Linked DNA regions of Homo sapiens: region 2 is linked to region 1. Evidence: read pairs that join two places in POLR2A ChIA-PET (ENCODE). Cell type or tissue: Caco-2. All regions are shown on one strand.

What was found. ChIA-PET counts read pairs that join two places held together with the same protein. Peaks named below come from ENCODE experiments on the same cell type or tissue, not always from the same donor. Only the 100,000 strongest peaks of a DNase experiment are listed, where the experiment ranks them.
Region 2: POLR2A ChIA-PET joins it to region 1 with 11 read pairs; 2 of 35 experiments call an interaction of 5 or more read pairs at or near these places.

The regions. Positions count from the first base shown.
Region 1 is chr11:73,527,614-73,535,613 of GRCh38, forward strand. All of the region lies in intron 1 of FAM168A (family with sequence similarity 168 member A), which reads right to left. Among named protein-coding and RNA genes, the nearest start is that of FAM168A, 66 kb to the right of the region's middle. In Caco-2, no CTCF peak of the experiment used is centred here; no DNase peak of the experiment used is centred here.
Region 2 is chr11:73,278,607-73,286,606 of GRCh38, forward strand. The region is part of intron 1 of P2RY6 (pyrimidinergic receptor P2Y6); the gene reads left to right. Among named protein-coding and RNA genes, the nearest start is that of P2RY6, 10 kb to the left of the region's middle. In Caco-2, no CTCF peak of the experiment used is centred here; DNase peaks (open chromatin) are centred at 2,095, 3,375, 5,935 and 7,605.

The DNA.
Region 1 (8,000 bases):
ATTATTATCATTATTCTCATTTTAATGAGAAAACTGAGGCTCAGAAGGGATAAATAACTATTAAGTTATTAAGTAGCAGAAGGGGGTTTTGCCCAGGTGGGTTCTAGAAAAGCTCATACTAATACCACTACACCACCTTTCCTGTTCTATGCTAAATGACAAAACGAAAAAAAAAAGACTTCAACTTATATAGAGTATGCAGTTAAAAATAAGTGACACATACAGGCTCTTTCAGCTCCTACCAAAGAATAAATGTCATCACTTCTGAAAAGCAGTTAGGCAGCAGTGTTCACAGCCAGGAAAACCAAAGAGGAAGGTGACTATCCTAAGATTCCCTCAATAATGATAGTACCAAAAGAAACTAAGGAAAGATGACATTGATCCAAGGACTTCTCACTCTCATCATGAGAGCACACCTTCATGTCAGCCAGTCTCTGTAGCCATGCAGTGGATAATCACAAAATAAACAGCTAAATAATTTGATTAGCAAATCCTGACATTACTGGCCTCATCCAATACTTTTGATGAAAACTGTCTCCTAGAACAGAATCTCTCCCAGGCCATGTGCAATACTCTTGTCAGAGGCGTTCGAACCAGAGCGACTCCATTTTGAATGAGGGCTAGGAAAATGAGGCTGAGACTTGCTAGGCTGCATTCTCAGAAAGTCAGGCATTCCTAGCCTCCAGATGTTTACGGTTAAGGGAACAAATTAATAATGTTTACTAAACAGACCCACACTTGGGAGTGTACAGATATCCCAATATCCGGAAAACAAAGTAGCATTCCTAATTTTGCTTTAAAGATAATAGTATCAATTCGTGAAAAATATAGTAATTAAGAAAATTAATCCTTTATCACAAACCCTTGTAGCAGAACACATCTCCTCATATATATAAATATTGTACCTAGAGTGGATGTGTTCCTCCTCTTACTTTCAGGAATGTCCTATTCTGTCTATGCAGTAGCTGTCCTTTCACCACTTTACTTCCTTAATAAACTTGCTTTCACTTTGCACTTAGGACTCGCCCTGAATTCTTTCTTGCGTGAGATCCAAGAACCGTCTCTTGGGGTCTGGAACCTGGACCTCTGTCCTGTAACACTCTGACCCTGCAAGTAATGAGACCAGGGTCCCCACTTGTGCCTGGATGATGACCTGGGAAAGGCATAACTGACTCCCAATCCTAAATACTTTACTGAGAGTCTTTGTGTCTGTTGGCCCAGGAGCAACAACATCAGCCTCATAAATTTTGCTTCCTAATAATAATTAAGTGGTCTACCTAACTTCAGCCCCCAAAAAAGGAAAGAAACCTGCCAGAGCAAGAAAAGAGACGCTTAATATTGCAGGGAATACATCTGCATTCTTTTGTGAGCTGCTAGTGTGGGATTTAAAAAAAAAAGTACCCTGCTGCTAGGTAGCAACTGTTTCACAAATCAGGTGTCTGAAGCTCAAGCTCTAACTGGCTTATTTAAAAGGTCGATTATTACCAAACATTATCACTGCAGCTTGCAAGTGCTGCTATTGTGCATTGTTGTTGCTTGCCCAGCCCCCCAAACAGCTAGGAAGAGAAATCACTTCCACAGATTTCTACTGCTATCAGCTAGCAAAAACTCTATGCTTGCCTTCATAAGCTGGGAGAAAGGAAGGTGTTGCCTGTTCAAATTTTAGAACAGCCAAACCTGGGCTCATGTCCTAGCTTTGCCTCTTACTTTCTGTATAACTTTGCATAAGTCTCTCAACCTTTCTGAGCCTCAGTTTCACCATCTGTAAAATGGATTTTAAAAATGGGCTCCAGAAATGAAATAAACTATTGTAAATGACAGATAATGTTTGTCTCTTTGCCCTTCTGAGGAGTACACTATGTGCAAAGCACCTACCCTAGATTTCAGATGGTCACCCTTTAGGAAAGAGGATATGTTTAATCTCAGAGTATATTAATATCAACAATAGAATGTTCTCCTTACCTTCTCTCTAGCATCTAACACAAGCTATGCACATGACAGGCACAAGAAAAATGACATTCAATAAAGCTTTAACTTACGTTAAGAACAGAGCTTCTAGGGAGGATGCCTATTCCAGTGGTCCCAATCCATTCCAAGAAGAATCAGAATTAAGCCAACCTAGAGAAACACCTAACTTTCCCTATCTTCAAGAGACATTCCTTCATTCAAACAACTTTTTCTTCTTTTTTTTTTTTTTTTGGAGACGCAGTCTTGCTCTGTTGACCAGGCTGAGAGCAATCGCAGCTCACTGAAACCTCCACCTCCTGGGTTCAAGCAATTCTTCTGCCTCAGTCTCCAGAGTAGCTGGGATTACAGGCGCCCGGCACCACACCCAGCTAATTTTTGTATTTTTAGTAGAGACAGGGTTTCACCATGTTTGTCAGGCTGGTATCGAATTCCTGACCTCAGGTGATACATCCACCTCAGCCTCCCAAAGTGCCAGGATTACAGGCATGAGCCACCACACCTGGCCCAAACAGTAATTAATGATCAACTTTTTAGTGCCAAAGTCACTTCTGGGACAATGCAGATATGGAGACAAATCAGACTGTTCCAGACACTACCAAGTTCATGGTGCAATAAGGAAGACATATCAAAAACAGACAATTATAATACAGAAGTTAAATTATTGCCTTACAGTTCCAAACCAATTCTTCATTGCCTTGCTCTGTGATACGAGACTAACCTAGGCTGACTACATTTCTCCTTTCCCAGTGGAGCGAGTGGCTATTAGGTTCTGCCGATAGAGGGTGCTGGAAGGAGAATACAAAGCCAGTTGCAATGCTCAGTTTTTCACAAAGTAGCAAGTAGATCAGTGTGCAGGGGAATCTTGGTACATTTCAAAGCAGCGACTCTCCAGGTTCTGAGGTGAGTGCCCTCCAGCCAGTTTCTTCTTCACCACAGCAACAAGCAGCATACTGCCACAGCAGCCATACTCTCCTCTGAGGTCTGAATCTCAGCCTTGTGGAGCTCTAAGTTCCTTCCTTTTTCACTTTTCCCTCAGCCTTAGGTACAGCAATCTTTTTCTGCAGTTACTATCTCTATTATACCTTAGAATTCTCTTTTATCTCTTTTAAGTAGTTAAAAACCTTTTACCTAAACAATTCTTAATATTAAATTTTATCTATTTAAATTATTGATGGCATTTCTGTCTCCTCAACTGGATCCTGACTAAGTAGGATAAATGTTATGATCCTGGTCATAGAGTGCAGCCCCCATATTTTACAGATAAACTGGAGCTCCAAAGATTGGAGTGACCTGCCCAAAGTCACACAGTGGTAAACCTGGGATTTGTAGTCCTGTTCCCAACTCTCAATAAACAATAAACATGTAGCAAACACCTATTCTGCATCTGGGCTCTATGTTGGCTGTTGAAAAAAACGAGATGAACTAACAAATCCCTCCCATCAGGGGAACCTACTATCTAGTAGAGGAGACAGACACTGAAACCAGAAGGAGTTCTAATGGAGGATGACAAGCACTAAGACAAACAGAATAGGAATTACTAACTCTGGGAGAGTGGGAGAAGGCTTCCTAGAGAGTCTCATTTCACTACACTTTACTCCCCAATCTGAAAGATACCTGAGTTGAACAGAGGGTTAAACAACTTCAAAATAAACCTGTAGCCAAGGCTTAAGAAATGCAAGTAACCAAACAAGAAGCCTCAACTCTGGGCATAACCAGAAATATCACTAATGGCAAATCCTAAAGTAGAAAGCAATACAGAAACAAATTATGGATGAACACTCATCAGTATTAACTTAGGAGATGAACTGCACTGGCTCACAAAGAGCAATAGATATCAGATGAACGACAACATCCTGGAAGGCTTTTGAGAGGAGAATATAATTATGCTAACTAAGCTCTGAAGAAAGCCTGGCAAGACTGCAGAGGAGATGCAGCCTGTTTCAGAGAGCACTTGCACATGAGTAAGAATATACCTATAATGAGCAGACACTGGTACAGAGTAACAGGAAGAGATCTTGAGAGCCCCAGACCAGAGAGGAGACCTAGGTTACCTTACTCTCCAATTCTAACTGAATCAAGCTTCTCACTGCTTCTCTTAAAACAACAAGCTCTTTCATATTTCTGTGATTTTGCATATACTGTTTTCTCTGCCCACAATGCCTTTCATTCCCCTTCTGTCTAAAGAGCTGACCCATCCTGCAAAGCACAGACCAAGTATCACTTTTTTTTTTTTTTTTTTTTGAGACAGGGTCTCCCTCTGTCACCCAGGCTGGAGTGCAGTGGTGTGATCACAGCTCACTGCAGCCTCAACCTCCCAGGTTTAAGTGATCCTCCCACCTCACCCTCCCAGGTAGCTGGAACCACAGGCGCACACCATCATGCCTGGCTAATTTTTTTTTTTTTTTTTTTTTGGTAGAGAAAGATTTTCACCATGTTGCCCAGGCTGGTCTCAAGCTCCTGGACTCAAGCAGTCTACCCTCCTTGGCCTCCCAAAGTGTTTAGATCACAGGCATGAGCCACCATGCCTGGCCCCAAGTATTACTTTCACTGTAAACTTTTCTCCAGTCATTCCCTGCACCCTTGATCTGGGCAAAATTAATGATTATCTGTTTAGTGCTCTTTATACATCTCTCATTATAACTTATTATGCTGTAATGTAATTATTTGTGTGTCTCTTTCCAAACAAACCATGAGATTCTTATCAGGACATATACCTACCCCACCCCTGCCCAGTGCCTGTTATTATTCCTAGTACACCGCAGGAGTAATGTATATAAAATTGCTCTACTGAATTGCCTGGATAAACTCAGCCTTTAAGCCTAAGAATGAATGGATCCTGGAGCCCTAAGATTTCCCAATTCATGACAAATCCTTCCTGGGGTCTAGAACATTAGGCTGTACTAGAAATTCAGTAAATATTTGTACTTGAGAGCTTAAGTATTTCTTTGTGCCAAACCAGCAATGCAACTGTATATCTTTAGAGCTTCCACTAAAGGAATCAGTTTTTTGCAAGTCCAAACACAACAGTTCTTTATCCTCCTCCTCTACATAAATTGGAAAATAGACTGAGAATTCCAATCAGCTGAAACCTTCCCAGAGAAGAGGACTTGGTTGTTTACTACAGTTCAAACCATTGCTATCTAAATTTCAATGTTGGTGGCATATTTTTTCTTTTGGCAGCTCATTCTGACTTAGGGCGGATGCATCATGCACCGCAATCAGAGAGCAGGAGTTGGAGTCAAAAGAAGAGAATGAGTCCCAGACACTGTCATGCCTTATTTTTTCAGGTGAACTTGGACAAGTCATTTAATCTCTCTGAACTTCAATTTTCAGCTGGGAAAGAGGAAAAATGCTACCTGTCCCACCAGGCTACTACAGGATCAAATGAGAAGTATTCCTTACTGCATTGCTCTCTGACCTTAAGAATTTGACCTTCTCTGTAGAAGTCCATATACAAAGGCTAGAACAGAGAAACGACAGAGCAGTAAGGTTCGAATCAGACAACCTGAGATTAGTCCCAGCTTACCACTCAATTATGTGATAGAGCAAGGCATTTAATTCTCTGAACTTCAGATTGTCCAATCTATAAAATGGGGATAATCCCACCTGCCCTACTTACCTTATAGAATCATTATGAAGCTTTAAAAAATGAGATAATATAGATGAAAGCAATTTATTTGAGAAATCATGAAGTTTCATTATAATATGTCACTTACGTGGAATTCAGCAACCCAATTACCTTGTCTTTCTGGAACACACAGAGAACTAGGAAGCAAGCAAAAAAGGTCTCTCTAAAGCCAAAATAACTGTCTTTAATTCTTCACACTTTACTACTAGTAGAGTCCCTAGGGCCTTACTCTTCCTTTGAAAACACATCTAATAAACCGTAATTTGGGAGCACCACACAGAGTAGGAGAAAAGTGACCAAGTAAGAAAGGAGAACCATATTCTCTGTTGTGTTTCACCAACAGCAAGGAGAAAAGGCCAAAAAAAAAATTCAAAACAACCACAAAAATCTAAAAAGCATAGTATTCACACCAAAAAGTGGCTTTTAGCTTTTTTGTTTTAAAGTACAGTATTAGGGTATTTAGTATAAAATGTATTACTGTAACATAAAAAAGCAGACTAGCTGATGTTCAAAATAATTAACTTGAACCTCAAGAAAGATTCAATAATGTTCTGACTATTCTGAAGAGGGTAATATATAATGTTTTTAGGGAGAAAATTCACTCAAAACAGTAAACTTTTGGGGGGAGTGCTTAAATGAATAAAGCATCAACTGTCAAGGTAAGTTAGTCATCTGGTGGGTGCCTCTACCTAATTTGCTAATGGACATAAAAATTTATTGGTGGAATTATGAATAAGTGCCCTAAGGTCACACAGCTTGTTAAGCAATAGATTCAAAACCCAAGCCTCTCAGAATCAAAAGCCCATACTCTTCCCAGTGCAAATAGCTACCTTCAAACATGGTAATACATGATTTCTTCACCTGTCAAACAGGGAATGAAATGCTGATACAGACATCTTCATAGAGTTGATAAACTGAATAAATGTCCTCTCCTTAGACCCTACTTTTGGATTTTAAATGAAGTGTAAAACCATAAAAACAAAGAGAAATGGAGACGAGCAATAGCCATAAAATACTGAAAGCTAGAAAGCAGATGGATGAGCAGAAACTGACTTATTAGATCCAAGGAAAATGAATACTAAGTCAGCAGTGGGAAAAAACAAAAACTAACTCAATTTTACCTGTAGAAGCCACACAAGGCTCAGAAACTGGCAGTATCATGTATTTCTTTCTTTCATTTTTTATTTTTATTTATTTATTTTTTTTTTTTTGAGACGGAGTCTCACTCTGTCACCCAGGCTGGAGCGCAATGGTGCGATCGCAGTTCACTGCAACCTCCACCTCCTGGGTTCAAGCAATTCTCCTCCCTCAGCCTCCCGAGTAACTGGGATTACAGGAGCCCACCACCACGCCTGGAAAATTTTTGTATTTTTAGTAGAGACGGGGTTTCGTCATGTTGGCCAGGCTGGTCTCGAACTCCTGACCTCAGGTGATCTGGCCCCCTCAGCCTCCCAAAGTGCTGGGATTACAGGGTGTAAGCCACCACACCCGGCAGTACCATATATTTCTAGAAAGAAAGCATGCTAAAATCAGGGGAATTGATTACATGAAAATCTGTCTGAGAACCAGTTAAAGACCAAGATTGCCTCCCCTAGTATAGAAGACTAAAGGTTTTCTTTTCCCTCTGGAGAGAGTAAAACAGAGAGGGTCTCCAGACAAAGAAATAACAGGCACAGTTGAGGGCAGGGTTACTATACAGCAAAGAAGACTGTAAGTGAAATGAATATTGAGGATCCCCCTACAGCCTTGTTCTCCCACTTAGCTTCCAGACCACAGGCAGCCAGGCCTCCAACTTGTAGGAAGGAGACTAGAGGATTCTTCCGGAGAATCTGACCAGCCCTAGTGGAAAAACCTAAAGATACTGACATGTAGTTGCCCCACACATAGCCCAGGCAAATCATCACACAGAGAAGTCCACACTCAGTAAGCCCAACTCATGTATTTAAAACCTTTTTTTTTTCTTTTTTTTACAGACAGGGTCTCACTGTCACCCTGTCTTCACACTTTACTACTAGTAGAGTCCCCTTCTTTGAAAACACATCTAATAAACTCAGTAATTTGGGAGAATCACACAAGGCTGGAGTTTAGTGGCACAATCACAGCTCACTGCAGCCTTAAACTCCTGGGCTCAAGGGATCCTCCCACCTAGCCTCCCATGTAGCTAGGACTACAGGTGCTCACGACCACATCCAGCTATTTTCTTTCTTTCTTTTTTTTTTTTTTTTTTGAGACAGAGTCTTGTTCTGTCGCCCAGGCTGGAGTGCAGTGGTGTAATCTGCAGCTCACTGCAATCTCCACCTCCCGGGTTCATGCCATTCTCCTGCCTCAGCCTCCCGAGTAGCTGGGACTACAGGTGCCCGCCACCACACCCGGCTAATTTTTTGTATTTTTAGTAGAGACGGGG
Region 2 (8,000 bases), 250 kb before region 1:
TGGAATCATACAGTATTTGTCCCTTTTGGACTGGCTTGTTGTACTTGGAATAAGGTTTCCAAGTTTCATCCACGTTGTAGTATGTATCAGAATTTCATTTTTTAAGGCTGAATAATAATCTATTGTATGTATATATCACATTTTATTTATCTATTCATCCATCTACAGCTGTTTGGCTTGTTTCTACCTTTGGGCTATTGTGAATAATGCTGCTATGAACATTGATGTATAAACTTCTGTTTGAGTCCTTGCCTTCAGTTCTTTTGGTTGGAATTCTAGGAGTAGAATTGCTGGATCATATGGTAATTTCATGCTTATTTTTTGATAAATAGCCATAATATTTTTCACAGAGACCACATCATTTTACATTTCCACAGTAATGCAAAGGTTTCCAGTTTCTCCACATCATCCCCAACAACTTATTTCCTAGGTTGGCCTTTTTTTTTTTTTTTAATAATAGCCATCCTAATGGGTGTGAAGTGTTATCGCATGGTTTTAATTTGCATTCCCTATTGATTAGTAATGTTGAGCATCTTTTCATATGCTTATTGGCCATTTGTATATCTTCTTTGGAAAAATGTCTAAGTCCTTTGCTGATTTTTGAATTGGGTTGTTTCTTTTGCTGTTTAGTTTGTAGGAGTTCTTTATACATTCTAGATATTAATACCTTATCAGACATATGGTTTGCAAATATTTGCTCCCATTCTGTAGGTTGCCTTCCAACTCTGTTGATAATGTCCTTTGATGTACAATAGTTTTAAATTTTGATAAATTTCAACTTATTTAATTTGCTGTTGTTGCTGTTCTTGCCTATGCTTTTGGTTCAGGGTGGTTAGGGATATTTTGGTTACAAGATACAAATGCAACTAGCTTAGGCAAGAAAATGTATATCAGTTTATATAAATAAAAAGCCCAAGGTAGACCTAGATCTGACATGGCTAGATCCAGCAGTTACAAGGATGCCATGAACATCTCTCTCCTGACTTTCCACTGGGTTCCTACATTCTCACTCAAGTTCCTTCCAGAAGCACCAGTCTTCCATGGTCTGCACAGCTAATAATCCAGGAGAAAAAGAGTGAGAGTCTTTCATGCTGGTTCCACAAAATTCCTGGGGCAAACTCTAATTGGTTGCCCCTGAACCAATCACTGGTGAAGGGTCTGGATGGATCCTGGGTCTGGTGACCACCTTGAATGAAGAAAATTGCCACTGAATGGGGCGAGAGTCTCCCAGTAGGAAGAGATGCAGGACAGGCAAACATTCCTCCCCAGAAAGAGTCCAGGAATCTGATGGGCAGCCAGGGTTGGGAAGCTCTGCTTAGAAGGGTGTCCCTTACCTTAGGCTTCCTGTGAGGGGCCTGGGAGAAGTAGAAGGAATCCTTCTATTTGATCACTGAAGATTTCCTAAAGGACGCAGCATTTATGAGGCCCTGTGACTGATGGAAGGGCAAGGCCAGGGCAAGCTGGGCCCCAGGCAGGTTGGGTCAGAACAGTAGAGGGACTGGATTTCCCTGCCACCTGAAATCCTTCCTACCCCAGTCCTGCTCTGTTGTAGGGGCTAAGAATATGCACTCTGGAACCAGGCTGCCTGGGTTCAGACTAGCCCAGGAGTCATTCTTTCTTCCTGTGCTACCTTGAGCTAATCTTTGTGGCTTGGTTTCCCCACCAGAAGTATAAAATGAAAATAATAACCAGTCCCACCTTGCGGGGTCCTTATGAGGATTAAATGGGGCAATGCACATCTGGCACACACTAAGGCTTCAATAATTGTATTATCATCATTATTAGTTTGGGCCTCTTTTCAAGCACATCCAGAGCAGCTCCAGCTCTGTTCACCATCCTTCAACAGGCCTCTCACAGACTCTGCCTTTTGCCTCTACATACACTTGACCATTTCACTGCCACCTCCTCACCAAGCCTTCTCTCCTGTGGAACCATCCCTCCATGCCTGTGTTCTGGTAGGACTCTGGGGCACTGACTCTGGGGCTTTGGGTTATAGATCTTCAGGTAGATGTCCCTTGTCCCCACTGAACACCTGTGGGCAGGACCTGGGCCTCCCCTGTCCCTGAGTTTACAATGGGAGTTGGCCAGCCACAGATGTGGGGAGAGGGAAGTCCAGTGGTGGAAACAGCACTGACGAGGGGCAAAAGAAGAGCAGGAACTGAAAGTAAATCAGAGTCCAGCAGGTCGCGTGCAAGGGGCAGGAATGGGAGCTGAGAGTGGAGAGGTCAGCAGGGACTGGGTTTGCCTTTATCCTCAGGCACTGGGAAGATATAGAGAGGGCGTAGAAAGAGAAACAATGAAGTCAGACTTTTGCTGAGCCAGGGTCCATCTGGCCACAGAAAGGGGCTGGAATGGCCCTGGAGATGGAAAACCAGAAAGCATGAGAAGGATGTGGTCTAGGTTGGGGGAGGGGCCGTGGGGTGAGAGAAGAGGAGTTTGAAATGTGAAAATGGAGCACAAACAGGGCTTGGTGATTGACATGAAGTGGGACCTCAGTTTTTCCACCAGAGAAATGACAAGTCCTGCCCATCTGGCCTCTCCAGGTGGGATTAGAGGACAGCGGGCTCTTGGCACTGACCACTCTAAATGGCCAGTAACTATGTCTGCTATATCAGCTCATCCGCGCCCTCAGCCCATCCTCATGCCCTGGTACAGTCCAGGTCAAGCACAGACCAGACACTCAGGGTGCTAGGTCAAGTCTGTAAGCTCCAAGAACCAGAGTTGGGCTTCACCACCCAAGCCCACCCTGGGAAAGCCAGTGGGGCACAGACTAGCTGAGCTGTGCTGAGGACATCTGGCTCCCTTGGGCAGGGTGGGGCCCAGGGTCCTCCATCCAAGAAGGGACCAGCCCACATTCACAGTGATCTGGAGCAGATGGCACACAGTTCCTTCCTGTTCTATTCTGCTCAGCCATGGCTTACAGACACAGGCTAGGATGGAAGGGAAGTGACCCCTGGGAACTGTGCTGGGCACAAGGGCCAAGCAGGAGCCAGACAGTGGTGCCATTAGAACTCCACCCCTCACCAGCTGAGTGTCCTCGGGAACTGTGAATCCAGCTGCCCAGGGGCAAGGCCAGGCCTGGGAACCAGGTACTCTGTCTCCCACAGCTGACATCCCATGTCCAGATGACTGTGCTATCCCAGGAGCCGAATGTCTCTCCTCTCTTGGCCTCAGTTACCCTCACTGCAAAATGGGTGCAAAGGTGAGGAGAGAACTCTGGAAGCTCTAAGGGCTCCCCTCCCCAGTCTGTCTGATGGAGGAGGGCCTGCATGGGTCTGGCAGTTGGAGCAAGTCATCCTTCTACTCCTCCAAGTCCCCTGCAACCAAAGCCATGCCTTTGCTGCCCCTGGCTGGAGCATCAGGCTTGATGACTGGACACAGAGATGGGAGGCTCCCCACCAGCTCCCTGCAGGGCTACAGCATCCTCTTGCCTGCTCTGGACCTCAGCTTTCCACCTGTGACCTGCGAGCTGGTGTGGAACATCTGTCTTTCCACTACTCTGGCTGTCAGGGCTTGTTAGGGGGCAGGGGAGACTGCTGTGAGCCTGCCATTTGAGACTGCTGTGAGCCTACCACTGGCTGGTCCCTGGAGCCTCCCCATCCCACGGCCACAACCCCATTTGAGGCTCTATTTTCTCTGAATCTAACCACAACCAATTCATCCTCCAACTAGCAGCCCAAGGGACCTTCTAAGTCTCAAATTTGATCATGCCTCTGCCCTGCTTTAGAAAGGGATCTCCCAATGAGGACTTTCTTCAGCTGGCACCCTCAATGCAGAGGCCACGTGTGTAGCCTGGCATTTTGAGGCCTGTTGGGCCTGGCCCTAATGACCCCACAGCCTTACCTCCTGCAAGGCCCCTCAGCACCTGCAAACACAAACACTTGCAGGTACTCTGAGGTCCCACATCTCCAGCAGGTCTCTCTGCCTGGAGCACCTGCCTTTTTCTTTCCACACTCCACCAAAGAATCACCTCCTCCAGGGAGCCTTGCTTGATACCACAGACAGGGTTAGAGGCCTCCTTTGTCTTCCCAGAGACCCATGTTTCTACATCTTCATCTGTCTTTTCCACTAATGGGAGCTCCTCAAAGGACAGAGCCCAGAGAGGTGCCTGCATATTGTAAGACTCCTTGTAAATGCACGGCAAATGAATGAATGAATGGAGGAGGGAGGGAGGGAGGAAGGGAGCAAAGGTTGCAAGGGAAGTCATTTCTCATGAGTTTGGCTGGTCTATGATAAAATTATGGGTGATAATAGAAGCCCCACTGAGCAAATACTTCCTGTGCACCAGGTATTGGGCTAGGTGATCTAGATCCATTATTTCATTTGAGCCCCCAGTGATGCTGTGACTGTTGACAATACTTAAAATTAAGGACTCAGAGGCTCAGAGAGGTAAAGTCACAGCTCATAAGCTGCAGAGTCAGGACGGGAACCCCCAGGTCTGTTGGGTGCCAAGCTTTGCAGAGGGAACAGTGATGGGTGACAGAGGGGTACAAATGCTGGGATTGGGCATTTGGATCTAATTCCATGGGCTGGGATTTGAAGAACTCTGGGTTTTCTGGGGAGCTCTGAGGAGAGACCTGTTCCAGGAGTGAATCCTCACATTTTGTATCCCCAGGGGCAGTAATCTGGGGAGCCCTGTACCCCAACCCTCACCTACTCCATAAGCAACGACCCCTCCTATTCTGTGACAGAAACCATTGATGTTTTCTCAAACCAGTGTCACAAGCTATGCAAAGGTATCATCCCAACCAGTCACCTCCCTAATCCCCTGCTACACAGATGTCCTGGAGGTGCCCCTGCCGGCCCTGATCCCCACCCACCTTCCAGGCAGAGTCCAGGCCCTTTCCTGGAAGCCAGAGAGGTGGCTCTCCTCCCCTAGCCCTGCACCAGCCCTGGGTGGTGCTCAGGGACGTCAAGCCCAGTCATGCTCAGTGGCCTGTTTTCTCCCCGAGGCCTGTGTTTTCAAGATCACTTTGGAGATTTCCTTGTGGATGGAGCTCAGACAGTTGCTGGCTCCTTGGTTCCATCTTGCCAGCCTCACCCAGAAGACAGAGTGCCCACTGCTCTTCCCGGAGCTGGGCTCAAAGGCTCCTTGCTCTGCCCTGGGCCTGACTGTAAGTGTGTGAGAAATGGGTGCAGGGAGGCAGGGCTTGTGGGTGACTCTTCCAGAAGCTTGATTGCGCAGGGAGGAAGAGGAACAGACGGAGAGGCACGAGGGGTCAAGGAAGACATTTTGCTCAGATGAGAGAGGGACTGGGGAGTGGGAAGTGTTTGGGCTGAGGGGAAGGAACCAGCAGATGCAGCACAGGGAAGGTGCTGAAGAGAGGGCAGGAGGTGGTACCTGGAGTCCCGCGGGGCTGTGGATGGGTGAGGAGAGAAGGTGCAGACACACGGGTTTATTTGGACAGTGGGAAGCTGAAGGCAGCCCCTCTGAAAGGCTGTCTGCTTTGAAGGAGGAGTTGAGGGCTGGTAGAGTTGAGGGTATGGGGCTGACAAGAAAGATGGGGCCAAGGCTTAGAAGACAGAGGAGGGAGGATGCCCTAGGACAGACAAAAGGTTGGGGACCCAGCCAAGTGGGGCAGTGACAGGGTCTGCAGGGCCTCAGGCACTCAACCAAGTCATGTCCTCCAGCTCTACTCAGCCCCACAGTGCAGGATGGAGCAGTCTGGTGTCACCATGAATGAGGGACACGAATTGACTTGTTGTGTTCATGGGAATCCTGGGTCCTGGTGGGGAGGCCTAGGCTGGCAAGGGGAGGGAGAGAAGCCAGGAAGATCCTTGGCCGGGCCCTGGTGCAGAGGGAGTGATCCTGTGCAGGGAGGTGAGAGTACCAGAGAAAACCTCAGGCAGGGCAGGAGGGAGATGCAGGCTGCCTAGCCCTGCCAGGCGAAGTTCTATTCACCCGTCTCAGCTGGGACTGTTCACAGCCCAAATCTCACACACACGGCCAGGCAGAAGCAGCCCCAGGGCTGGCTTAAAGGCCTTTGGTGCTCACGTTTAATCTCTATCTGCTCCCAATCCCCAATAAACACATACTCTTAAGTACAAACTACAGCTTGCTACATGAATAGCCTCAAGCCAAGACCCCCGTGCACCCAGTCCTCTCTGTGTAGACATAATTGAACCACGTCTGGAATTTATTTGTTCATTCACTCAACAAATATTTATTGAGAACCTACTATATGCCAGACACCGTCCTAAGTACATGCAGCAGTGAAAAAAAAACACGAAAACCCCTGCCCTGGTGGAGTTTATGTTCAGTCATGAGAGAGAGACAATAACCAATAAATAAGTAGAACAGTGTATTAAAAGATTTTAAATGCTAAGGAGAAAAATATAGCAGAGAAGGGGCGTAGGAATCACACATGCACATGCGTTGCGTAGGGGTTTATAATTTTAGCTTAGAGTGGTAGGAGAAGGTCCCATGGAGAAGGTATCATTCGAGTGACCACCTGAGGGGGTCTGTCCTACGTCCCTTTTTTGAGACAGGGTCTCGCTCTGTAGCCAAGGCTGGAATGCAGTGGTGTGATCATAGCTCACTGCAGCCTTGGCCTCCCAGGCTCAAGCGATTTTCCCACCTCAGCCTCCCAAGTAGCTGGGGTTACAGGCACACGCCAACACATCCAGTTAATTTTTAAACATTTTTTGGTAGAGACAGGCTTTCTCTATGTTGCCCAGCCTGGTCTCGAACTTCTGGGCTCAAGTGATCCTCCCGCCTTGGCCTCCCAAAGTGCTGAGATTCCAGGCGTGAGCCACCACACCCGGCCTGTCCTGTGTTCTTCATGCACACTCCACAGCAGGAGCCACTGTTGCCTGCTGACCTCCTACATTGCACTCTGAATGAGGTAGTTGCCCCTTACTTTGATCTCTTCCTCCCAGGCCACCCCTTGGACACCCACAAAGTCCTCTTCCTCCCACACTGGACTGGCCACAAACAGGCCAGTTTGAGGGTGAAGATTTGGGGTTTGGCGACAGGCAGTCCTGCTGATTGGAAGATCACTGACGGATTGGTGGCCCTGGCAAGTAACTAAGCTGTTGGGGGCCTTAGTTTCCTCCTCCCAAAAGAAGAGACTATGCCCCCCTTACAGGCCCCAGGCAGGCAATGAAACAGGACAGAGGGTAGCAAAGGGTTTTGTCTTCAGGTTTGAAAACAGCCACAGACCACGGCCTCATCCTTGAGGATCCACCACTAGGTCTCCTGGGACCTGGACATGTGCCTGAAATTGCCTGGTGAGAATGAAGACCAATAGATGGATGGTCTTGGGACAACCTCTGCAGGGTGTCCTGGGGCAGCCAAGCTATATGGCCCCAGAGGCAAGCTGGACTGGTGTGGGAGAGCAGTCACTAGGGACAGATCTTGGGGCTTGGTGTGACAAAGCATATCTCCCAGTGAGCTTTCTCAAGGTGGAATGCAGTGGCCTAGGAGAGGAGTGAGCTCCCTGCAATGGGAAGTATGCAGGCAGGGGCCAAACAAGCCCAGTCAGGGAGGCTTCAGAGAGCCCCCTTCTCTGAGGGGATGATGGGGAGACCTCTGGGTCAGGTGACCTTAAGGCCTCCCTAGCCCTGAGGGTCCAGAACTCAGAGGCCTGTCATTGACCCCTGGGTCCAGCTGGACGTCTTATCACTGCCAGGTGGGCTCAGGCCCCAGGAAGAGCTAGGGATGATCAGAACAGGAATCAAGGCAGGGGCTGCCTTTCACGGGAGGGGAGGAGTTCCCTGAGGCTCCCCTTCCACACCCAAACCTTACCTGTACGAGTTGTGGACAAAACTGCCTACCTTCGGGCCTCAGGGTCTGCCTGGGAAATGGGCAGGATCATAACCCACAATAACCACTTGGCGGGGTTAGTGGTCTGCCTTTCCTGAGGTGGGGACTGGGGGACCCAAGCAGTCTCAGAGGTGCTACTCCTGAACCCATTACCTTCATTCTCCTTGACAAATCTTCTCTGTCATCAGTCAAGACAAAGATTTAAAAAAAAAAAAAAAATGGAACCAGGCAGCAC